Linked DNA regions of Mus musculus: all the other regions are linked to region 5. The links are chromatin loops, found by intact Hi-C in ENCODE. Cell type or tissue: heart. All regions are shown on one strand.

Region 1 (5,000 bases), 47 kb after region 5:
AACAGTATCCTTACTAGAAAAGAGATAGAAGGGGTCTGTGTGCCCAGAAAAGAGGCCATGTGAACACAGAATGAGAGTACAGACCTTGGCACAGCAAGGAGAGGCCTCTTCTTCCCATACTACTATTATAAGAACATGCATGTGTGTGTGCATACACACACAAGCATACACACTCACATAGCACACAGCACACACAAGGCAGGTTATCCTCGTACAAAGGACCATGTCAGTGAGCTTGACATTTAATTCCCTTTAACCCCAACCAGCCTTTAGACTGAAAGCTTAACTATAACCACACTCCCAACCAGAGCTATCCAGATCTTGTACCTAGATCCTTGACCACAGAAATGGTCAGATAATACAAGCCGCAAATATTAAAGCCATTTGTTATGTGGTAATAGACAGTAACACCCAACATAGCATAATGTGTGACAAGCAATAGACATCGGATACATGAGACCCAGCTCGAATTCTCCCTCTGATTTCTTGTTGCCCCAAGCAACCTTTGCCTCATTTGAATGTGAGAGAGATATTCCCCTTGGTCATTTTGCACACTGCTGTCATAGCTTGTATCCTTTCTTGGTTTTGTCCTTTTTGGTAATTGGAGGCCAGGAGCCGCTTAAATTCCTTTGATTCCATGTTTGGACAGAGCATGTGTTTGTGCAGAGAAAGAAGTCTGCAAAAAAAGGGGGGGGGGAGGGAGGGGATCTAGATGGGGGGAGGGGGTACAGATAATTACAGAAGAAGAAAAGAGGGTAAGATAAATGTAAAGATGTCTGAGAAAGTCATAAGGAATCATACTATTCACGGTCTACCTAAGGAACCTACAATACACCCAAATCTGTGTATAAATATACATATACAGCCTAAAGGAGAATGTCTCATCTTGAGCTAACATGCTCTCCCCAAGAGCCAAAGACCATCTAATAAAACCCCCATATGAGGCGCAAGAAATCCCCTTTTCAGTTGTTGGTCAGGGTTGTCCAAGAGACTGCCAAAACATTACAGGTTATTGCTGTTGCCTCTCATTGCCCACCTCCCCACCCCCAGGGATGAAAGGCAAGTCCCTATTGCTAAAACTACCATGCATTTCAGACACAGTGCCCAGAGGCCTTTGGGCTGGAACTTGTCTGAAATCCTTCTGTCTAAATAATTGCTTTCACGGTATGGAAGGTACCATACAAACTTCCAAAGAAGGGAGGCAAGCAACAGTCCCACCCAGCTGTGATGCCTGTACACCCCAACAATGACTAGTGTGGTACAATAACCTAAAGGGTGCAGTAATCACACTCATACCTAAGTGGTGACCAACAGCTCTCTAATTAGACTTAACTGTAGGAGGACAGCAGTCTCAATCTGGACCCCCGAGATCCCTCAAACACTAGACCACCAACCAGACAGCATACACCAGCTGATATGAGGTCCCCAACACATAAACAGAGGACTGTTGGATCTGGGTTTGGTCAGAGAAGTGCATCTAACTCTCAAGAGACTGGAGGCCCCAGGGAGTTTAGAGGTCTGGATGGATGAGGATTGGGGGATGGGGGTATCCTCAGGGAGACGGGGGTGTGGGTAGGAGATATGGGATGTGGAACAGTCGGAGGGTGGAATAAAATCTGGAGTGTAAATAAATAAAAAAATAAATAAAATATTAAATGAAAAAGAAAAGAGCAGAGAGCAGAGCGCAAAGAGGAGAGGAGAGGAGAGGAGAGGAGAGGAGAGGAGAGGAGAGGAGAGGAGAGGAGAGGAGAGGAGAGGAGAGGAGAGGAGCGGAGCGGAGCGGAGCGGAGCGGAGAGGAGAGGAGAGGAGAGGAGAGGAGAGGAGAGGAGAGGAGAGGAGAGGAGAGGAGAGGAGAGGAGAGGACATCCCTCCTGATACTGGAAACTTAAGTTATCTACTCAGGGATAGTAAAGTCATGAATCATGGGAGAGAACCTACAACCTGCACTTTACTAAGCCAGCATAATCCCTAATTACATTCTGAATAGTTGTCCTTACAGACACAGATAAGTGTAGTCCTCAACTCTCAACAAAGAAAAACTTTTCTTTTTTCCCTGACAGAGACCATTACAGAAAACCACGATCAATCCAAATGCAGTTGGGACAACCCTTCCCCCCATGGCTCTTTGATCATTGCGCAGGTTTCCTGTGGGATTGTGCCTTCTGGAATTGTCGGATGCTACCCTTAAAAGTCTCACCAACGTGACTGCTTAAACATGAGCGAGCAAGGACGACAACAGAATACACCCCCCCCCCCAATCTACACGGCATTAACCCCACACAAAGAACTATAGGCAACCATGAAACACCTAGAGTGGAAGAAGCAATCTTCAGGGAAGAACACAGGAACTGGGTGTCTGATACCAAGTGGTCAGCCCAGAAAATATACAAACATGTAGAATGTGTGTGTGTGTGTGCGTGCGTGCGTGCATACACATGGATGTCTGTAACCATGATTAATGAAAAAGAGATCATCAACTTGAGAGAGAGCAAGGAGGGATATTTGGGGAGGTTTGGAGGGAGGAAAAGAAGGAAGGGAGGAAATGGTCTAATTACATTATAACATGAAGAAAATAATCAAACTGATGAGGCTTCAGTGGCAAACACCAGCAACTATTCTCCCTTGCAACTTGTTCCTGGTGATTTCGTGGGCAACATAGCCCTGTTGGCAATTGTGACCGGCGACAGAGAGAGCAGCTCTTGGACACTCTAGGTCACTTGAGAGGAAAGGAAGCCAATTATTTTCTCAGGCCTTCTTGTCTCAAGGTTATTCTTTTAGGGGTGTCTGCAGTGGGACTGGCTGAAGCCTGTTTCCTACACGTAGCTCCACTTATTAAAACACAAATCACACACACAACAAGCCAAGCAAAGGGAAGAGGAGGGAAAGACTGGAGATCAGAGTCATTGAGAGTTCAGGCTAAGAATAGAGAGGAACTCAGAGAGCTGCTTGGCTGTGTGACCTCCTGCAGGGACTTGGCAAGAGGCCAGTGCAGCTCTGCTTTTTTTTTTTTTTTTTTTTTTTTTAATGCTTTTACAAAGAGTGAGCTGGCCTGAGAAGCAGGAGACTGGGTACCAGGCTGGGCTCAGACAGGACTCTCTCTCTCTCTGTGACCTTGGATATGTTGCTCTTTCTAGACCTCACTTCCTTGTTTATAAAATCAGAGGGCTGGACTTAGCTCCACGATTACTAGGTTTGTGTATGAGAAGATACCAAGGAACAAAGGGCAAATGAATGCTGGCATTCATTCATTCATTCATTCATTCATTCATGCTGCCTGTGGGATGCAGAAGCCTGCCTTCCTACGCCATCTCTTAAAAAACCAACTCCTGCGACTGCCACTTCCTCCTATATAAAATAAGGTGCTGTGCTCATTCATTCTACATTGATTAAATGTTTCCTGACCACTTACCGGGTACCTGGCTTGGCGATGGAGCTACAATTGTGAGTCACGTGCTCATCTAGCTTCCGGTTTATTGGACGAGGGACAGGAAGACTCTGTGAGCTGTAATTACACACAAGAAAGTGTGATTAAGGAATGGATTATACTTGGTCACGGTCTCTCTCCATCAGTACCAATGTCTGTGATCCAGTATGGGACACACAAACCCTTTGAAGATATTGTTTCTAAAACCAAATACCCTCATCCACCCACAGTAAATGGAACCGTTTAAGTCATGAGCCTCTTGGAGGTGGACTATATGGAATCAACCACTTTATTCCTATTTCCTTTCCTAAAGTTTACATGACTGGGCACACATGCTTGAAACTTTTGTGTTTCAAATCCCACCGAGTGTAAGTGTAGGAGGGCAGGTCTGATGTTAAGGTCCTGTTCCCCAATTGGTTCTTGATCTGTCAGTAAAGAAAGCCATGGGCCAATTGCTGGGCAGAAAGAAGGTACAGGTGGGACTTCCGGGTCCCTGGAGGAAAAGGGAGATGCAAGGAAGGAGAGGAGAGTTTTGCCGTGCTTTGGAGGGGGAGGAACGCAGCAGCCATGTGAGGTCTTAAGAGGAGCTGAAGCCTGTGGCCACTACTACATGCGGGTGGTCAGGGATGTTTGGCAGGGGCTAAATGGGACTAGCCACTGACGTTTGGGGCAGGTAGGAGGTACAGAGCTACGAGTATTGATAAGGGCATGTTTTCTAGGTGGGTGATAGTAGCATCCAGCAATTACGCCAAGAAGGCCAGTTAAAATTGACAAATGATATATATATATGTCTTTTATCCAAGGATTTAAGGGAACCTGGAAGGGGGCTGGTAGTGCAGTCACTTCCCAGAGCTAAAGGTGGATAGAGATCAAAACTACATAGGACATTATTGACAAAAGTTCAATTCCTATTATTTTATAATAAGCTTGCCACTATGAAAAAGGAGTTGTGAGTCCTCAGGCATGCTACCAAGTTTTCTAAACCTGATGTAAGCTTTTAAATTATTTTTATATAAATAAAGATAATGCATAATGGGTGTGGTAGTGCGTGCTGATAATATCAACATCGGGTGGTGGAATCAACAGAACCAGGAGTTCAAGGCTGTCTTCAGCTATATAGTGAGTCTGTAGTCAGTCTGGGCTGTAAATCATTCTATTCAGAAAATTAAGTTTGCGCTAGGAAATACAGAGAGCTCAAACCTAGCCTGGGTTACATGAGGATGTCCTACCTCCAAACAACCAAAAAGTAACACAGAAAATTAAGAAAAAAAATATATATATATATACAGCCTACACTAAGATTAGTTACAGACTTCCCATTGGAGCCAATGAAGACGTTTTGGAAATGTCAGCCACATTGTACAATACTATGACTGTAGTCAACGCTAGTCAGTCATGTACCTCAACATGGTAGAGAATGAGGCAAGTGTGAGGCACACTTGGGAGGCTGAGGTAACAGAATCACTGTGAGTTTGAGGCCAACCTGTGCACATACAGAGTTCTGGAACAGCTTGAGCTACAAGAGAAAAACGTGGAAAAATCGATAACTTTGTTTTGTGCATATATTTTTTAATT
Region 2 (5,000 bases), 170 kb after region 5:
CGGTGGTGATTTAGTGATAATACACTACACTTCTGGCCATGGGTTTGACTTCCTATGCACAACACCTTCCTGTCGAATTGCAAGGACCATGTTCTTGGTAGTTGGATCCCGGGTACCTGTTTAATTCTGGAAAGTGCCATCCACAGCACGTCTCTGTAAAAGTCCCGTTCTTAAACATTTGTCAGCTGGGTTTTTAGCAGCTGAGAGGAAAAGAGGAAGCCAGGCCCCATTTCCTTTCTCCCTCTCCTTGCCCTGTGAAACCTCCTGAGGATTAGGCTCGAGTAAACACGCACTACTTCCTAGTTCAAGCCAGGTGCCCACTGATGGAAGATTCCAGGGCATTTTGCTCCCAGCTGCTCCATGTTTAAAGTGGTCATTGCTTCAGCCATCTCGAATCTTAATACCTTTTCTTCTCAGACTAGAGATACCCAGTGCTGAGAGGCCCACTGTCTTAGTTAGGGTTTCCATTGCTGTGAGAACACACCATGGCCAAGGCAAGTCTTGTAAAGGCCATTTAATTGGGGCTGGCTTGCAGGTTCAGAGGTTCAGTCCATTATCATCAAGGTGGGAACATGACAGGCAACATCTAGGCAGGCATGGTGTGGGAGGAGATGAGAGTTCTACATCTCCATCTTAATCTGAGGGCTGCTAGCAGAATTGTGGCTTCCAGGCAGCTAGGATGAGGGTCTTAAAGCCCACATCCACAGTGACACACCATCCCTTACGCGCATGCACATATGCATACATGCACACAACCATGCATTCCACACGTCCTCCGGTCTGGCCCAAGGAGAGAAAGAGATCGTATGTTCAAGCTGAATGTTTTGCTAAAGCCCTTTGGAAAGCTCTTCTTTCTGCTGTCCTTGCTTTCAAGTGGCTGGCTTCTTCCATTCGTTTAGTTTTGGTTTTCAAGACAGGGATTCTCTGTTGTCCTGGAACTCCCTCTGTAGACCAGGCTGGCCTGGAACTCAGAGATCCAACAGCCTCTGCTTTCTTGAGTGCTGGGATTAAAGACATGTGCCACCAATGCCGTAGGCATTCTTAACAACTGAACTACCTCTCAGGTCCCTACAGGTCTCGTTTCTAATTCCTCTCCCCTACAGATGGGTTCCATGAACTACTCGTGTTTTATGTAACTCTGTTCTTACTGTCTCTGTTTCCATTGGCTTTGTGTGGTATTTGTTTGTTCTGCTTTTTGAGACAGAATTTTGCCTATGTAGCACAGGTTGGCCTAGAACTCACTATGTAGTTCAAGCTGGTTTTGAACTCCTAAAACTTCCAAGTACTGATCTCTATGATTCACACTAATTATCTGTTAAACTGTTATCATAGCATCTATCAGTCATTAGTTTCCTACTAAGCCTTTCTGATTTGGGGCAATGTCAGGAACCCAATGATTTAGTTATTTGAGGCAAGCTGTTATTTCCACAGGCAGGCCCAGCCTCCGAAACTGTGGGTACCTAGTGTCTCCCTGCTCCAGGATTTTAAACCCAAGTCTTGCCTTGCCTGTCACACTCCTTGCTGGCTTCCTAAAGCCCGCCCATCGCTGGCCTGCTGAACATTAAGCAAGCCCTTGCTGACTGCCCACTGAGTGCAGACACCGTGCTCCCTTTAACTCAGTGGTTCAAAATCTATGGGCCGTGACCCTCTTGGGGCCAGACAACCCTTTTAAAGGAGTTGCCTAAGACCATCGGAAAACACAGACATTTACATTAAGATTCTTAACATTCTTAGAATTACAGTTATGAAGTAGCAACAAAATAATTTTATGGTTGTGGGTCACCACAACACGAGGAACTGTATTAAAGGGTCGCAGCATTGGGAAGTCTGAGAACCACTTCAAGTGTAATTGCTTGGGTTTCTTGCTGCTCTTGGTCTGGCTGGGTGATCTGGAAAGACTGTTCTGGTGCTGCCACCTAGAGGTTGGTCTTTGCATTGCACATTAATGCACAGGAACACATTTCCTTCCATCTTCTTCTGGAGAAAGGTATGACCGAGAACTTTCCTGTTGGTGGGACTCATCATCCTCCATTCCACCTACTTCCTCTGGGGAGGGTCTGCTCCACAGTCTGTGCCTGCTCTCTGGGCACCTAGGAAGGGAGCAATGACTCTCCTCTGTGTCCTTGAAGGATGTACTGTGGGAGTCTGTGGCTGGGATGTGGATCCTTCATGGGTGGCCACCTTGTTCCCTAAATATGGGGATCAGATAGGAATAAGTCTTGTCTCTCTGCCTCATCAGAACTTGTATGAAGGAAAGTTGTCCTGGGACTCAGAAGCCCAAGAACCACCCAAAGACAAGGTAATCCAATGGAAGGGTATCCTAAGACACGGAAGCCCAGAATCCACACAGCTCTGACAGGATATCTCCCCAGCAGAGGCATTGCAGCTCCCAGGGGAGGGGATCTCCAGCTGAGCTGAGGCGTTCAGGAGTCTCAACCCTGCTCCACTTCTTCCCTTCTTCTCTTCATTGCTTCTTGGCAAGTCACACCAGACAGCAAATCTCTTAAAAGAGATTTATGGAATATAGAGGGACAATCCAGGGTTGACTGTCTCTGCTCCCAGGAGAAGACAGCAGGGAACTGATCAGACACTACCTTTATATAGGATTCCTTCGGGGGGTGGAGCTTTCAGGGCAGGAATTTCCAGGGTGACGATTGGTGGGATTTCAAGTCCTGAGCTTGGGGGTGCTCAGTGATTGGTGGGTTTTCCTGCTCAGGGATTGGTGGCTTTTTGTTCAGATTTTTCGCCTAAAATTAGCATAATCTGGAAAGGGTCCTTTTGAGAAGACTGTGTGATAGTTGCAGATACTGGAAATGCTATTTTGACAGTTAGAGGGGTCTGAGGGAGGGAACTGGCTGCTAGAGATCCTCAGGCCTGACCACTTTCCTGCCTTGAGCGTTTACAAAGTCTATGAGATTTATAAAGAGTCCACAGCAGGGACACCTTTCCCTCCCGCTTGAGTATTCTGCATTAATAGCCAACATTCCTCCCTTTTTTGTTTGTTATTGATAATATTGACAGACAGGGTAGAAAGGGGACAATGCTATCACTAGACTACTCCCTGCTGAGTGTGGTATAGCGGTCCGTGGGATGAGTTTGATCTTCGCTGTTAGGGTATAATCAGAAGTTGCAGGCTTCAGAGCTGAGGGGCGGTAATCCTGTAATAACATCTGATTAAAGGTCTGGTTAGACATCTTTTGGATCTGTTTTTGAAGAAATCTAGACAAGAAGTCTTTACGTCAATGTGTGATTGATTAGGAAAAAGAGAAAACACAGACAAGAAGGGTAGTGTCCATTTCCATATTGGACTGTTAATGGTCCACTGGCCAGAGGTGTTAAGCTGTTTTCTATGTTTTTGGAGATCCATCTGGAGTGGCAAGATCTTCTGTTTTACTGTGAAGCCTGACTGGTTGATATACAAGCAACTTTCCTCCCTGAGGAAGAGACAATGGCCATCCATCTTTCTCTGCCGTTAGCAAATGCAATCCTCACCAATTTGGTAGCACTACAGTGGCCAAAGGGCATATCTGAGAACAGTGATATAAATTCAAGGCTTAAGTGTATTTATTTTTAGATCATAAAGGACATTTACTTTTAATTTTAGCTTCCCTTTTGCAAATAGCTTTTAAATTTAAACCATTATAATTTTGTTTTGTTTTGAGACAGGGTTTCTCTGTGTACCCTTGGCTGTCCTGGAACTCACTCTGTAGAACAGGCTGGCCTCGAACTCAGAAATCTGCCTGCCTCTGCCTCCCAAGTGCTGGGAATAAAGGTGTGAACCACCACCTGGCATTGGGTTCCTAATAATATTCTCACAGGGTTGTACTGGTTTAATCTGGTTCTCCATTTCCCCTTATTTTTTTTAGTGTTAGGAGGATAAACAACGTTCAAGTTTTTTGAATGGGTGATCTATCATTCTTGCTGATTTATTCTGAGTTTGTTCCCTGGCAAATTTCAATATTCTAGTCTTAATTAAAGATACCAATTCATTCCACTATTTCATTATTTTTCAGACATTTTGTCTGTCTTGCCTGTATGAACTATATAAATGTGATGTCTTCCCTAAGTTTGCTAGGTTTTACCATTTCCATTTATTCCTCCCAGGACCATATATCTTTGCCATTTTTCTGCCAGTTAGTGGCAGTTTCCATGATGACCATATAGCTATACCTTTGCACATACAGTATGAATTTGGAGAAGATACTTTCTTTTTGCTTTTGTAGTGGTTGTTTGTGTTAATAGCCAATAGTGCCACACTGATTTTGTGGGTCCTTCCTCAGTCTCAGCCATTCTATCCCCCTGTCAATAGGTTGCCATTTTCCATTAGTTTTGGTTCCGTCAGTGGATGATGAACCATCAGTAAACCATGCGTTCGCCAAATGCTGCGACCTTTCTGTCCACTCGTATCCCTCACCTAATAGTCTTTTAGTAGAGAGTTGTTCAGTTTCCATGAGATTGTAGGCTTTATGTTGTTTCTGTTGCTGCTGAATTCCAGCGTTAATCCATGGCCGTCTGACAAGATATAAGGGGTTATTTCAACTTTGTCATACCGGTTGAGGCTTGTTTTGTGACCAACTATGCGCTGAGAAGAAGGTATATGCTTTTGTGTTTGGGTGTAATGTTCCGTAGACATTTGTTAGGTACATTTGATTCATACTGCTGTCAGTCTCACTATTTCTCTGTTTAGTTTCTCTCTTGATGACCTGTCCACTGGTGAGAGTAGAGTGTTGAAGTCTCCCACTACCAATATGTGGGCTTTGATGTGTAATTTAAGCTTTAGTAATGTTTCTGTTAACGAATGTGGGTGCAATTAAAAAGAGAAAGGGAGGAGGGGGAAGCTGGTGTTGGCACCAGGCATGAGCTGATTCGACTGATGGTAGCAGGAAAGAAAGGAGACCAGTGTTGGTGGCAACTGGCTTAAACTGCTATTGATAGTAACTAGGGAAACTGCCACTGATAGAGGCTATTTGGGCTCCTGTAGGCTTAGATTTTTTTAAAAC
Region 3 (5,000 bases), 62 kb before region 5:
GGAGAGAGAACCACATGGAGGGAAAAGTAAGTTAGACCCCGCTGTGAATTGGACACCCCTCCCAGCACTGGCTAGGGTCCAGTCCTCCTGTTAATGTGGCATTGCAGAGCCTTTACTAGTTGCTGTTCCAGAGAAGCCTGTGGGTGAACAGTGACACCTGCAGTTGCGGAGTGATGTCCCCGAGTTGAGTCTGGGGAGCTGGCTCAGTGGGTAAGAACTTACTCTGTAAATACGAGGTCCTGAATTTGAACCCCAGAAAAGAAAACAGAAAACTGGACATGGCTATGCATGCTTGAGAGAGCAGATTGGCTGGCCAGCCTAACTGAAGTAGCAAGCTTTGGTTCTGGGAGCGACCCTGTCTCAAGGGAATAAGAGAAAGGGCACACACACACACACACACACACACACACACACACACACGTTTTCATATTAAAAGTATATAAATAGGCAAATCAGAAAAAGTCAGATACTTGGCATGGAAAAGAAATAAAAAGAAAACAATGCCAGTATTCATTAAACATATGTGAAAGAATTAAAAGATTGATAGCAAGCAAGAAGAAGGAAGAATATTCTTATGTGCCATTAAGAAGAGTATGATTGCTGCATCTTTCTAAGGATGTTGATACAAAATTTTATTAAAAGAGTCAGCAGTTCACTTCAAGGAACCTGTCCTTAGTAACAGCATTGTAGGATTATAGATGTGCATATGGGCTTGTCGCAGAACTGCTTGTCACCACAAAACTTGGAAATAGTCTGTTATATTTTTTAAAGATATATTTTATTTTATGTGTATGAGGTTTGTGAGTGTGTGTGTGTGTATGTGTGTAAGTGCACTGTGTGTATCTTGTGCCCTGAGAGTTCGTAAAGGGGTGCAGAATCCCCTGGAACTGAGTTATGGATGGTTCTCAGCTGCCATGTTGGTTCTGGGAACAGGACCTGGATCCTCTGCAAGAGCATCCACTGCTCTTAACTAACTGCTAACCCATCTCTCTAGTCCCACAATCTACACTTTCAATAATTGTAATCTAGTACATAGCTTGTGTACACAGTGTGAGTTCCCGTTTTCATTGCCATTATGCCAGTGAGGATGGAATGGACAGAGCTCAGTACACTGGCTAGAAGATGAAATAAGCCAGCTGCAGTGCATGTCTGTACTTTAGAACCACTTAAAGCTTCAAATGTAACATGACATGAGAATGGCAGCCAGATACAGTGATCCTTTAAAATGCTGACTTCATTGTGCTGTTAAACCATAAGTGAACTGATAACCTTTCAAAACAAACAAACAAACAGACAGACAACCCAAGAAACTTAACAGTGTTCTTGAGGTATACCCTTCTAGTGTACACTGAATTAGCTTAGGTTGGTACTTGCAAAGGACCCTTCATCATTTCTACCTTTGGAACTTTCCTCCACATAATATCTGAACAGTTGTGTAATGACTTCGCTGTATTTTAAAGTTGGAAATTATGTTAAGTCTGTTAAAAGGAGATTTTGAAAACAAATTCTGATATGTTACTTTAATAAATTACTCTGGGGCCATCTAGATCCTACTACACATCTGGATTTACTGATAATGGAGTCCATTATTTGCTGCAGGCTTATGAAACAGTACAAATATAATCTCATTGTGCTTAATAAAGAAAAAAACCAGGCAGATGTGGTAGTGTATCTCTAGTCCCATGTAGTATGTTGCCGAGGTAGGAAGGATGTCTTGAGCCTCTGCAGGAATTTAAGGCTTGCCTGGGCAACACAGCAAGACCAAGTTCAAACAAAAACCCAAACCAAATGGTACACACTCACAAATCTAGAAGGATGTAAGTCAAATGCAAATCAAGGCAACCTTACTTCCTTACAACTTCTATCTTCATTGTTTTATTGTGAACATGTCTTACTTTTAGAATTAAGAAAAAAGTTATAGCCACATTTTTTGGAGAATGGGAGAATAAAGATTTGGACAAAATTAAAAAATAAAGTAAAACTCTATAGTTCATTTGAAAACCATTTGTATTTTCTCCCAGGTTCTGTACACATTGCCCATCTCTTGTGACAGATTATTTACTCTTGACTTTTCCTTTGCTCTGAAAATAATATTTAATTCATTTTCTGGGAAATGCTGGACCAGATGGAAGCAGCTGATGGTAGTACCCAGAGAGCTTTTGGGCTACAGGGATCTGGGTGAGTTTATTAAGTCTGCAAGAGGACCATAGCCAGAGCCTGAGCCCATGGTAACTGCCCAGTAATGTCTGCATGATTGTGGGCATATGAGAGCTAGCATGGCTTTCTCTTGGTTTGTCAGGGATAGGTCATTGGAAGAGAGACAGTTAAGAAGCCCATTACTAAGCAAGAAGGGCAGTTTCCAGAACTATTCAGAGGAAAGTTAGATGGAATAATAATGCAAGTGCAGTTTGTCAGATTTCTAGAATAAAAATAGTTCTGTAAAAAAAAAAAAAAATGGAGGTTTAATCTGTAATTTAAAAGCAAGGAGATAATAGTTCTTGTTTGTGATAGGATTTGAATTGAAGACAGTAGGTGGCAGTGTCGCTCACATAGGGAAACTGGAGAGGAAAGCAGCTCATTTGAAGATTCCTGAGTTGAGGTGATACTTCCTCCTTGTGTGGCCATAGGCTGTGCTAGTAGCAGTAGTCTTTACCAAAAACCCAAAGACCTTAGAAACCCCTCCAATCTCAGGAGAAGTGTGTTGCCATTTCTTAACTTTCTGTCTCAGAGGAAAAGTACGGCCGTGATCATAAAGTTGAAATCACGGCCCTAAAGACCTGCCTAGTACAATTTATGCTGTTTAAATATGTCCCTGTCTGCCAGCTTTCCTTTTATGTAAAAAGGAGTAATGACAGGCACTAATTCGTGTGCACACCAGTAGCAACACATGTTCTTGTTAAGAGGAGAGGTTGTGTGCCTTCTGTGGACATGAATGTGGAGGTTGATGGAGAAGAGACCAGAAGAACAAAGAGAGCTGAAGAAATTAGAATTTTATAACCAGTCTAAGATGGCCAGTGCAGTTAAATGTGCCACAAATCCCGGCACTTGGGAGGCAGAGGCAGGTGGATTTCTGAGTTTGAGGCAGGCCTGGTCTACAGAGTGAGTTCCAGGACAGCCAGGGTGATGCAGAGGAACCCTGTCTCGAAAAACAAACAAACAAAACAAAAAACAAACAAAAGTGCTACAAAGACTAAGATGCCATGGCCTAACAGCAAGTCCTAACACAATTGGCAGTCTGAGGAATTATGTCTTCCTTTACAAGTATGTATATATATGAATGAGAATATGAGTGAATGAGTGTTTTACCTGTGTGTGTATGTTTCTCAGATACCCTGGGGCTAGAGTTGTAGACAGTTGTTAGGTGCCGTGTGGGTATTGAGAATTGAACCTGGGCAGGTGAATTGTTGTGACTTTAAGGCCAACCTAGACTGTGTAGCAAGTTGCAGGCCACCAAGGGCTAAATGCATGTTGTATCAAAACAAAATAACAAAAACTCTTATACATGAGTAGACTGAATGTAAAGAAAAAGTGGAATTTCTAGTGTTCTCAGTTTTTGTCCTCATTCTTTGTATTTGAATGTCTGAACCCAGCCATGCCTGAGCTGACAAGGAGCCAGACCCACTGACTTCAGGGTTCCCCTGTTTGTGTTAGCAGAGAACAGGGCCATAGACTCGTCCTCTCATTGTGTGGACTTGCCTTTCGGACTGGGTGGTCTGTCCAGCTTAAGGGAGGCTTCTCACAGGGCAGCCTCCGAAGTTGGAGAGAAGTCACTCTGCTTCCCTCGCTCAACTTGCTTTTGGCACTGTGTCCAGTGGAGACATTAACTGCTGGCTGCTAGAATTAGACATCTATCTTGTTTTATCTCATTTTATCCAACATTCGAAAATATTATTGCTTCTAATAATAGTTTGTACTAATATCTTATAACTGAAGTTACTTTGTATCATTTTTAATATATCATGAGCTCATGAGAGAAGTGTTTGTCATGCGAGCCTGAGTTTAGTCCTGGAACCCATAGCGGAAGAGAAGAACCAACTTTGATGGTGTCCTCTGACCTCTTTACCTGTGCTCACTTAAGTGTACAATCAAGTAATCTCTCTCCCTCTCTCTTTCTCTCCTCTCTTTCTGTTTTACACACACACACAAATTGACTTTTAAAAAGCCGAATGTAGTGATCCACACTTTTAATCCCAGCATTGGGAGGCAGGTGGGTGGATCTCTGTGAGATCAAGACCAGGCTGACCTACATAGTGAGTTCCAGGACAGCTAGAGCTACATAGTGAGCAGAATGAGATCTTGTCTCAAAAACAAACAAAAGGGTTAAAAAATATGTATCATGACCCAGGATATGTTCAGTGGTTGAAAACCTATGTGTAGCATATGAGGTCCTGAATTTGAGAGTGATTTTCATTTTATGTATTTGTGGGAGAAGAGAAAGACTATGTTTGAGAATGGAGAGAACTATAGCATCAATAGGCAAAATCTTAGTACAGGATTATTTCCATACATAACTGCCTTTCCTGGTGCAGAACTGAGAAGTGATTTATTCCTGAGCTGTGAGAGTAATGAGTGTGACCGATGTCCAGCAGAGCAGTTACAACGTGATATGTTCCTGAGGCATTTCTCAGAACTTCTTACAAGCAGAGAATGTAATTTCCTATTGTATTTAGTGCTACTATTCCATAGATTAATTGGCAGCTCTCTGGATATTACAATCAATGTTAAAAATAATTTTACTGATTTCATGTTTCTGGAATTTATTCCAGTGTGAAAGGGGAGTTATGCTTGCACGGTTTAGAGTGATAACTTCTGTGATTAAAAGTTGACAATTTAATAGCAGTCAATGCTGTTTTGGTTGGCGTTGTGCCAATAATATGTATGTTTCCAACAATTGCTTCCAGTTTACTTAGGAAATGATGCAGAAACTGTAGTCTTGGATTGAATATTCTTTTCATGCTTTTAAGTTTTGTGATGAAAGTAAACAAGTTTCTGCATAGGGA
Region 4 (5,000 bases), 74 kb after region 5:
CCTTTATAAGAGTTGTCTTGGTCATGGTGTCTGCTCATAGCAATGGAAACCCTCACTGAGACAAGTACAGTTTAGGTCAAAAATCAGTAATATTTCCTTGCCCTCATACAAAGTCTAGGGAATGAAGACTTCTGTATATTTGCCACCAGGGACTTTGTTCACTCACTGATACTTGAACACAGTTCAAGTTTTACTTTTTCTTGCCTTGAATTCTGCTCATGCACCACCTGAACACTTCACACATTTACATATAGCTGACTCTTACACACTGTATGACAGAGCTGGAAGGCTGCAGACTTGAGTTACCAAAAGGAGAGTTCTGCTAGTCTTGCCAAGTACTTCAATCAATGCGCACTTACATGAAAGGATCATCTTTCATTTTGTAAGCTCCTCTCTCCCTCTCTCTCTCTCTCTCTCTCTCTCTCTCTCTCTCTCTCTCTCTCTCGCTCACTCGCCTGCCCGCCCTCCCTCCCTCCCTCCCTCTATCTCTCTCTCCCTCCCTCCTTCCCTCCCTCTTTCTTTCCCTCCCTCCCCTCCCCTCCCTCCCTCCTTGGAATAAGCACTGCTGTAATATTCCTTCCTTCCTTTGATTGGATAATTCAGACATGGACCTTGCTTATTGTTTTGATGTTTACGAACGAATGCAATCATTTTCTCTGAGGACTACAGTAGTGAAGTCTCTAGAATAGTGTAGGTCTGCTTCTTGTATATTATTCCCCAGGACCCTCAGTCTGCTTGGGATCTAGGTGGGTGCTTTACAGTGGTTGCCTTCTGCTTCAGCCTGGCCTTTCCTCCTTGGACCAAGCTCCTATGTTTACTAAACATCCTTCTGGCTCACATTTGTTCTCCGACATCTGGACCTTTATGGCACTTTTGGTAATGCTATTTCATAACCCCATGAACACTGATATCAGTAGTAAAGATTAACCATGTGTTGTGTCTATAATTCTCACCCCCTAAGAGGGCTGTCAATTATAGACCTAGGTAACACTCTAGCCCTCTCTAAGCCTGACATTATAGGTCTTTCACTGCTCCTGGCACATAGGAGGAGCTCAAGAAGTAGAAATTATTATGATCATAATTAAGAGAACAAGCATCACATATGGGGTTGATATTTGCCCTGGGTGCCTGATTCACGAAGTATGTATTTATAAATGTAACCAGGAAATTGAACAAATTCTTAATGGTTGTAACACCCTTGTGAGACAAACAACTTCTTGCTACAGGCTGATGAAACTAATGTCATGGACCCATGCAGCTACAGTACATAATTGACAGAGATAGAACTGTGTTTCCCAGAGGCCCGGTAGGTGCATGTATGGTACCATCTACAGCTGGATGAGTTCTTTTTTGGCTAGTGAGTGTGGAGGCCGATTTTTGGAAGAGAACATGGCTTTGGACACAGGCCAAAAATCTACAACCCCCTTAAAGGGAACTTGGAATTATGAAAGGACTCTCGGGCTGGAGGCTGTAGCCTCTCTAGAATACATAAAGCCCTGGGATCAATCCTGAATATTGCGTTGCTACCACAACCACAATCACTAGAAGAGGCTCTGGTGATGACTAATTCATAGAGAGAATTGAAGCTTGGAACTGTAGTACTCACACAGACCTGAAGGTGAGGCTCAAGGGCCCTGGGGTTTAACAGTAGTCTGAGCTATAAACTCTAACAAGAGATAAGAGGGCCAATGACCAGAGTGACACTCAACCTCTAGACTCCAGTCTTCTTGGCCAATTGTAAGTCTCAAAGGAGGGTGTTTACTAGCAGAAAGAGACTTGGGTATGTAGAAATAAGACAAATTAAAGTGAGAGAGCAGAGAGAGGTTGGATGTTTCAAACATAGACAACTCCTATTTCAGGCAAGGATGATGTCAAAGTTGAGATCTGAAGTAAGACTAGGAGCTAAGGGGGAAAGATGGGTCTCTTGCTGAAGATTGGGCTGAATTTGTCTGTGGTGCAGCTGGTATTAGGGCATCAAGGCTAGTTAGTCATTACAATAATCTGGCATACATGATTTCAGCATATAGCATGGCAGGCTTTAGGGTACTGGTTTCTGCAGATGGTGAAGTACAGAGCTTTAGTTCGTTTGGTTCTTAATAACTTCTTTTCACTTGGTCATCCAGATTTCTTGACTTCGACGTCTTAAATACCAGCTGTCTATCTTTTATTGTTTTTGTGAACTGTTTGTAGTTATTTGAAGTAGATTCTCCATCAGGGATTTTTGTTTGTTTGTTTGTTTTGTGATTTGGGTTGCAGTACTACACATAAATCATGGCTTTTCTAGGTCGAGGAAGTATCTCATAATTGGCTTTCTTCTACAATACTCCCACCAAGTGGCCATCAGGACTTTGTCTACACATAATGAAGGATTGAGAGAGAAGCCATTCCTGCTAGCATCCTAACTCATCTTTCCCCCAAGCCTCCAAGACAGTGTTTCCCTGTAGCCTTGACTGCCCTGGTACGCACTATGTAGACCAGGTTGACCTCAAACTCACATAGATCTCCCTGCCTCTACCTCCCAACTGCTGGGGTGAAGGGCATACACCACCACTGCCCAACCCTAACTCATCTTTTGACACAGTCTGTTGGAAATAATTGTCCTAGTTTCCATCCATTGACTTAACGCCTATCATTGGGCTAGATGGGATGAACTAAAACCTTTTGTTGTATGGCCAAAATCAAGGTCCAGTGGTATGATCCTCTCCCAGTTCGTTTGCTTTCTTTTGCTCTATGAATGTTCCTCTAGTTTTCAACCCTTGTTATTAGATCTTCTTGCTTTCTTTCCCATTGATGTAAGACAATATATACACGATATATCTTACCTAGAGATAGGTGTGTGTTCCATAGGCATAGAACAGAATAAGACGAGCTGTAGAGATGGCTCAGAGATTAAGAGCACTGACTGCTCTTCTGAAGGTCCTGAGTTCAAATCCTAGCAACCACATGGTGGCTCACAACCATCCATAATGAGATCTGACGCCCTCTTCTTGTGCATCTGAAGACAGCTACAGTGTACTTAGGTATAATAATAAATAAATCTTTGGGCTGGAGTGAGCGGGGCCAACTGGAGCAAGCAGAGGTCCTAAATTCAATTCCCAGCAACCACATGAAGTCTCACAACCATCTGTACAGCTACAGTGTACTCATATTCATAAAAATAAATAAATCTTTTTTTAAAACAACAGAATAAGACAATCACCTCTTTTTGTGCTCTAGACACTATAATACAATCTAAGACTATATTAGCTCTTTTGACAGTCATTTTCTTCACTCCCGTTAAACTTATATCTAAGTGGATTTCCCTAAGTATCATATAGTATTTTTTTTAAATTATTCATTTTATGTATGTGAGTGCACTGTCACTGTCTTCAGACACACCAGCTGTGAGCCACCATGTGGTTGCTGGGAATTTAATTCAAACCTCTGGAAGAGCAGTCAGTGCTCTTAACCACTGAGCCATCCACCTCTCCAGCCCTAATATAGTGGTATTAAACCAGCTCCGTACTTATTCAACAGTTTGAGGAAGGAGGGTTGATGGACTAGCTTGGTTACCATATTGATGATATTCTTGAATTTGAGATCTGAATGTCCAGCAGGGGGTTTGGACCCCTGATGTTATACAAGCCTTAGTTTTCTAGGTTACATTATAGACAGTTGAGTGGTGAATCATCCACAGGCTGGACTTCAGCTTGGGCTACTCAAGCTTTGTGCTGTTTCATGGTCTCAGACCACAGCCTTCTTCAAAACCATTCCTCTTCCAAATAACTTATTTTGTCACTGGGAGACTTGGCATAAAGATTACAAATGATTTTGGTTTAAAGCGATTATTGCCCCTAGGAAAAAAATAAGCACAAATATCTGTTATGTCAAAGACAGTATGTTTATAACTCCTTATGGACAAATTCCATCCAGATACCTTTTTATTAATTAAAAATGGCAGATTATCACACTGTGTGAATTATGGAATACCATTAAATACAGTGTGTTTAGTTCTTTCAAGTCAAAGAAAGTACTTCTATTTTTTCCAAGAAGAAGTAAAGATAAAAAAACACAGTGACTTGTCCACAATTACAGAGCAAGAAGGAATTTCAGGGGCCAACCCCTCAGATACAGGGCAGTCTTTCTATCCATGTTTTCCCAATACAATACAAATCATTTCTTGACCTGAGACATTAGTATCCAATGTTCTCTTCTTAGCTGTTGGTAAAATGTTGCTCTTGCTAATCACACACTCCCCTACTCACAGCATCGTAGACTTTATGATTATGCTAATGCTTTAAACATAGAATTCATGAGATACCAAATAACCCCACACACACACAATGTAGAAGTTAGACCTAATAGTAAACCCCTGGTTAAAACCTGTTCATGTACCCGGTCCACTGTTCTTTCTCTTCTTCAACTGCTCCTCAGAATGCAAACAGATAGTTTAGACCATCAGTTCTCAGAGTACAAGCAGATAGCTGTGTTACCTACAGCGAGACGGGTTTAAAGAAATAAAAGAGCAGATGTAAATTCTCTATAACTGAGAAGCACTGTGGTTAAAGAGCCTTCCAAACACATAGTCTAAGGAAACGTGACCCAGGAGGCCACTCAGAGGGAGATCATCTGAGTTTACTTCTGAGTAAAGAGTTGGTCATATGAAACAGCACAAGGGTGTGGACCCCCAATATCCACTGCTGTTGGAGCTACTCAAGGACCCAGATCCCTTCTGTACTAGATATCAAGTGTACAAAGATGGCGAAGAGCCTTGTTGAAGTGAAACAATTATATGTCTTCCTGAGTCTTTTGATAAAGCAGAACACATAAGGTATTGGGTTAATATATGCAAAGGAGCCAAAAGAGGATGAGTATTTACATGGACTGATATGGTGTTCAATTAGACGCCATAGTAATTTCTGGAGCATCAGTCTTTGTAGATTCAAAGACATGCTATATCTCTAGCTGTAAGAAACACAGCATACTTGCTATTAACTGTACATAGTACTGGAGTACCACAG
Region 5 (5,000 bases):
GGGTGGGGGAGTAGTCTGAGAGTGGAATTCTGGAACTTGACAGAGCCCAGCTGGCCCCATGATTAGGGCTGAGGAGTTGGGACCTGGACATACAGAAGGGTGGGCAGCTGTAACCTTCAGGGACTGCCTTGAGGCTATACTGACAAACCAAAACCCAGAGCTAGAAACCAGGCTTCTGGGGGCTACATGTACTGTCAAGGGGCAGGGCGGTTCCTGTTTGGTCTCAACACATATAACTGGGGAGGGAGTCAGGCCAAGACCAATGTGAACTTTTATTGGCTTGGAAAGCCTGAGCCATCTTCTTGTGGCTCTACACAGTGTCATGACATGGAGCTGAAGCCAAGCAGGCTTTGACTGTCACGGCCATAGGACACAGTTTCTGTGGTGAGATGGTACCCATCAGAACCTAAGGGTGAACTGGCCACTGGCTTTGTTTTCCTGAGGACCAGTATTGGAAAGGAGGCCTTACTCCGTGGGCCAGGCATCACCCTCTGGCCCCGTGCTTCTCAAACTTCCTAATGCTGCAAACATTTAATAGAGTTCCTCGTGTTGTAGTGACACCCAACCACAAAATTCTCTTCTCTCTCTCTCTCTCTCTCTCTCTCTCTCTCTCCCTCCCTCCCTCTCCCTCTCTCCCTTTTCCTCTCTCCCTCTCTCCCTCTCTCTCTTTCTTCCCTGCTTTGTAACAGTAATTTCCTGCTAGTATAAATCATAATATAAGTATTTTTGGAGATACAGGTTTGCCAAAGGGATTGTGACTCACAGGTTGAGAACCACTGCTCTAGGAGGGTCCCCCTGGAGAAAGGTGCTGGGCCCTGGAATTGGAATGGTTGAGAGAGAGGAGGGATCCCCAGAACTGGCCAAGAGTTGGTCTCTACTTCATGAGTCCCCATATCCCCTTCAATGGGGCATTTTTAAGATAGTCATCCCAGGACACGAGTCTTGACAGGAATGGGCAGGATAGTATTGCTCCCCCAAGAGAACTCAGGAACAAACACGCAGAGTCCAGTTTGAGAATAGACCCTAGCTTGATCGTGTCTCATCCTTACCCCTGCAAGGCACATGGCGACGCACGCCAGTGTCAGGGCAGCCCTTGGCACTGGTCCTGCTTGGTGATGGTTTTAGGCTTCTTAACTGAAGCTGAGATGGCAGTGCTCCAGTCTTCTGTGCTCCCTCCAGAGGATCTCAGGTTTAAAGCAAATTGCACGAAGGTCCCTACTCTAACCAGATCTGTAGACACAGGCACACCCTCTACCCCACAGATGCTGTAACACTGCGAGGGTGGGCTCATCAAATGGAAATAAAAGGTCAGACTTTGGAAGAATGAGCCTGAGAGATGGGGTGGGGGGCGTCCAAGTCAAGTCCTGGTAGATGACAATCACCATTTCAAAGGCAGACATTGGCACCTGCACTCACTATGTGCCTACTTCTGAAGAGATATTCCTTCCCATCCTGACTGCAGCCCCCCGGGGGTCTAGCCTGGCTCTCAGCAAGCCTCCCCTCATACTTTCCTCTAACCAGACAGCCTGTGGGTTGCAAAGGTTCTAGAAGACAAGGTTCCAGAAAGGCTGTGGCCTTGTGTGAAGGGCTTGCCCTGTTGTGAACAGATTGAGATTTGCAAATCCTTCCAGAAAGACAAGATTCCACTTTGGGTCCAGCTGCCTCCAGTCGTGAGAGGAGGAGATTCCCAGCCCAGAAGTCTGAGAGTCCTAGTTAGGCTGTGGTGCAGATGCACTCCCTCCTTGCTCAGTAGTTCAGAGAAGTAAAGATGTGGGGGAGGAGTCACGGTTCACAGGCATCAGAGATGTAAGAACTGTAAAGGACCAACCCCCCTCCGCCCCCAGCCCCGGCCTAGGGTCGGGTGTGAAGCAGCTTGGGTCATAACAGCATCAGGGCAGCTTAGCTCCGATAAAGGGCAAAACTGGGAGGACCAGAGTGGCATAGACAGCCTAATGCCTTGTGGAGGAGCCACCGGAGAGGGGTGGGGCGCCAAGGCTTCATGGGTGGGGGCACTCGGGTGGGGGTGGGAGTGGCGCTGGAGGAGGCGGTCAGGACGCGTGGACCTGAAGCGCCCACGTTGGGGCGAAGGGTGCTTTGCTGCCGGACCCATCACCACCTCGCCCTTCCAGAGACAGTTTCCCCTGGTTCCCGCCTCGAGGCCTCGGTTTCCCCCAGCAGCGGGGCGGGGCGGGAGCAGCGCTGGTTTCGAAGTCGCCTGCAGGGTGCGCCCATGAGCGGCGCGGCCGGAGCTGGAGCCCGAGCGGTCGCTGAGACGGTGGGAGCCAGAGCAAGAGGCAGGTCAGCGGGGGTCCTGGGTCCCGGGGACCCTGGGGGTTTTCGGGTGGGCATCTTGGCGGTTGTGGCCGTCGGAGGCTGCGGAGCCTGGAGGTCTGAGCGAACCAGGGTCCTCCCGCCCCTCGGAGCGCCCGCCGCTCCCTCCGACCCTTCTTCCTTCCTGCTGTCGGGAGGGGAGTTCGCGGGTGCCGAGGTCCGAGCCTGCCCTGGCCACTTCGGGAGCGGTAGCAGCCCGGGTCCTCGGCGCGGTCACATCTCAAGTGTGGTGCCATCGGGGCGGTCCTCGGCGACCGGAAAGTGCTCAAGGGCAGCTAGGGAGGAAGGGGCTCGAGTAAGGCAGGGTAGCGGGATGCCTTACAGTCGTCTAGACCCGCCGGCGACACGAGCTGCTACAGCCGTCGATTTGTCGCCGCGCGGAGGGGACTGAACCTGCAAGCACACAAGTCCCTTTAGGGCGCGTCCCTACCAAAGCTAGGCTGCGGACGTCGAGGCGCGGCCGGAGGTAGGCGGGTCAGACTCTCGGGTTGGGGGTTCAAGCGGGCACCGGCTGCTTCGGGGAAGGCACGGCAAGAGCAGGGGAGTTTGGAACCCGGGGGAGGGGAGCATCCTGTTGACTGTGGTGGCGGGAACTTAGGGCACTGCGGAGAGTCCAGTGGACAACAGGGTGGGTGCCTGGGGGTGCCCAAAGCAGGGGTGCAAATGGCGGGAACGGTAACAACTCTCAAGGGTTTGGCAGAGGATGGGCACTGCCTTTGGAACCTTTAGACTAATCTTGCCCGCCCATGTAATGGGAGGAGCAGGAATTCACAGTGGACCAGAGAGACAGATGCAGCAGCCAGACAATCGCCAGGACTCCTTCTCCCCAGAATGGCTCAGGAGGGATTTGAATCCCTCTCCTTACCCAACCATAGACTGCACTTTGCCTCCCTGAGATGAGAGCCTGTTCTCTGTCCTTCTACCTGGGACTCTGTGCTGGTTGCCCGATCTCTGCCTCTACTGCCCAGCTCCTCCTCTACTCCCAGACCTCGTGGGCTTTCAGGAGGTTGCTCACAACCAACCAAGGATGTCCTAGGTGCCAGGACCCTTAAGACGATGATGGAGAGCTTTTCTGGGACAGGGAGTTAGGAAGGCTCTGCCTGTTTGGTTTTGTAGTCGCTGCTCAAAGATCGGTGGGTCCCTGAGTATGGTATCAAGATCTCAAAGCTCAGCCCTTGCATTCTGGGACTTCCCAGGTTCTCTCAAGTTCTAGTGTCTCTTGAGCAACCCCTAGCCAGTGCGCATTCCCTTAGAGGCTGACCATGACTGTTCTGGGCTGGGCTAGCCTTCCTGCTCATGGCTTGAAGTTAGGCTAAGGTCAGCCCACACAAGTAGTACGAGACAAACCGTGGGCCAGGCAGAAGAAGCAGTGGGTGATCTCCAGTGTCCTGCTAATGGGTCAAAGATTTTTGGTGTCCCAACCTAGAGTTTGATCTTGGCCCCTTGATGCACACTAACTAGGTGGCTGAGGGAAGGTCACTGTCCTGGAAAACCATTTTCCCACCTGTAGAGGAATGGTGTTCTTAGTAGTGCTAACACACAAGGGTATGGGGGTGGGTGGGAGAAGGGAATAAAAATGACAGTTTTTGGTTGGGTGTGGGGCAGGTTCAGGGGAAGAGGTGGTGGCAGTGGTGACTGGGGTGGGGACGGGTATGCTAGAGGGCAGGTCAGGGGTCTCCTCTGTTCTTAGGCTGGGTAACCCTGGAAGGGGAAGCAGAGATTGCCGTGAACAGAGGGAAATGTGGACAAGAGTTGGTTTGGGAGCAAGCATGTGGCTCCCAGGCATCAGGTTCTGCAAAGTCCAGGACCTGTCAGTGAGACCACAGTCCCTGGTGGCTCTCGGTTGTTGCCTGGATTTGATTCAGCAGCTCTTGCCTCTAACCTGCTCCTTCCTGAGCTACCCCCTCTCCCTCGAAGAAGCTAGAGCTCAATGGCCTTTTGGTAGCCCTGAGTAGTATGTGCATAGGAGAGTGGAGGGCGAGACAGATGGTCAGATAGACAGATGGACACCGGTAGGAAGTTTTGGTGAATGTGATGGTGTAGTTGAAGAGGTGAGGATCTTGCTACAGGCAAGTACTGAACTGGTAAAAGAGACTTTCTCCAAGTGCCAGGGAAGAATCTGGTCTGTGGGACACACTGGGGACCCGGCAGGGTAGATGATCAGGACCTGGGGAACTCAGTGGAGGAAAGTAGTCTGTAGGTGGGTGGCAGCAGAGGTGACAGAACCTGAGAATAGGACCAAGGTCCACACTGGGACCCCGATTGTAGGAGGAGATTAGAGGTACAGAGAGGAGCCCTTGGAGACTGTTCATGCCCAGAGCAAGACCCGGACCCTGAGATAAGGAAGAAGGAGCCATGTGGTGCAGAGAGGGAGGTCCCGGCCCTGAGATCCTGCCAGGTGTCAAGCAGGGATGGAATGGGGGAGAGAAGCTGCCCTTAGTCCAGGCCTGGGAAGGCACTGGACACTAGGAAGACAGGACTTGTGCTGTTTCCCAGGGCTACCTCTAACTTAATGTGCCATGACTCTGTTCCGAGGCTCTAGCTGCAGGAATCTTTGTTTTTGGCCTCACAATGGCGTCCGGGAGCCGGGAGCCAGGTTAGCGGAAGCACTGATGGACAGAGGGACGAACAGTGATAGGGTTCGGTGGATCATACTCAGACTGGTCCAG

Evidence for each region. A loop is a pair of places that touch in the nucleus more often than their neighbours do. Peaks named below come from ENCODE experiments on the same cell type or tissue, not always from the same donor. Only the 100,000 strongest peaks of a DNase experiment are listed, where the experiment ranks them.
Region 1: a loop joins it to region 5, with 2.0 times the contacts of the local background. A loop is called at or near these places in 3 of 42 quality-filtered maps.
Region 2: a loop joins it to region 5, with 5 times the contacts of the local background. A loop is called at or near these places in 14 of 42 quality-filtered maps.
Region 3: a loop joins it to region 5, with 4 times the contacts of the local background. A loop is called at or near these places in 3 of 42 quality-filtered maps.
Region 4: a loop joins it to region 5, with 6 times the contacts of the local background. A loop is called at or near these places in 7 of 42 quality-filtered maps.

Annotation. Positions count from the first base shown.
Region 1 is chr10:75,361,524-75,366,523 of GRCm38, forward strand. No RefSeq gene overlaps it. Among named protein-coding and RNA genes, the nearest start is that of Gm40694, 37 kb to the right of the region's middle. In heart, no CTCF peak of the experiment used is centred here; a DNase peak (open chromatin) is centred at 2,888; H3K4me3 peaks cover 474 bases; H3K27ac peaks cover 1,938 bases.
Region 2 is chr10:75,484,688-75,489,687 of GRCm38, forward strand. No RefSeq gene overlaps it. Among named protein-coding and RNA genes, the nearest start is that of Gucd1, 30 kb to the right of the region's middle. In heart, a CTCF peak has its summit at 1,921 (motif pointing left); a DNase peak (open chromatin) is centred at 1,954.
Region 3 is chr10:75,252,751-75,257,750 of GRCm38, forward strand. All of the region lies in intron 5 of Specc1l (sperm antigen with calponin homology and coiled-coil domains 1-like), which reads left to right. Among named protein-coding and RNA genes, the nearest start is that of Specc1l, 43 kb to the left of the region's middle. In heart, a CTCF peak has its summit at 2,531 (motif pointing right); no DNase peak of the experiment used is centred here; H3K27ac peaks cover 183 bases.
Region 4 is chr10:75,388,718-75,393,717 of GRCm38, forward strand. No RefSeq gene overlaps it. Among named protein-coding and RNA genes, the nearest start is that of Gm40694, 9.5 kb to the right of the region's middle. In heart, CTCF peaks have their summits at 1,617 and 2,325; no DNase peak of the experiment used is centred here.
Region 5 is chr10:75,314,850-75,319,849 of GRCm38, forward strand. It overlaps Adora2a (adenosine A2a receptor), which reads left to right and starts at 2,028. Exons shown (of 3, transcript NM_009630.3): 1 at 2,028-2,298. In heart, a CTCF peak has its summit at 2,219; DNase peaks (open chromatin) are centred at 1,952, 2,232, 2,842 and 3,592; H3K4me3 peaks cover 2,556 bases; H3K27ac peaks cover 3,072 bases; H3K27me3 peaks cover 2,268 bases.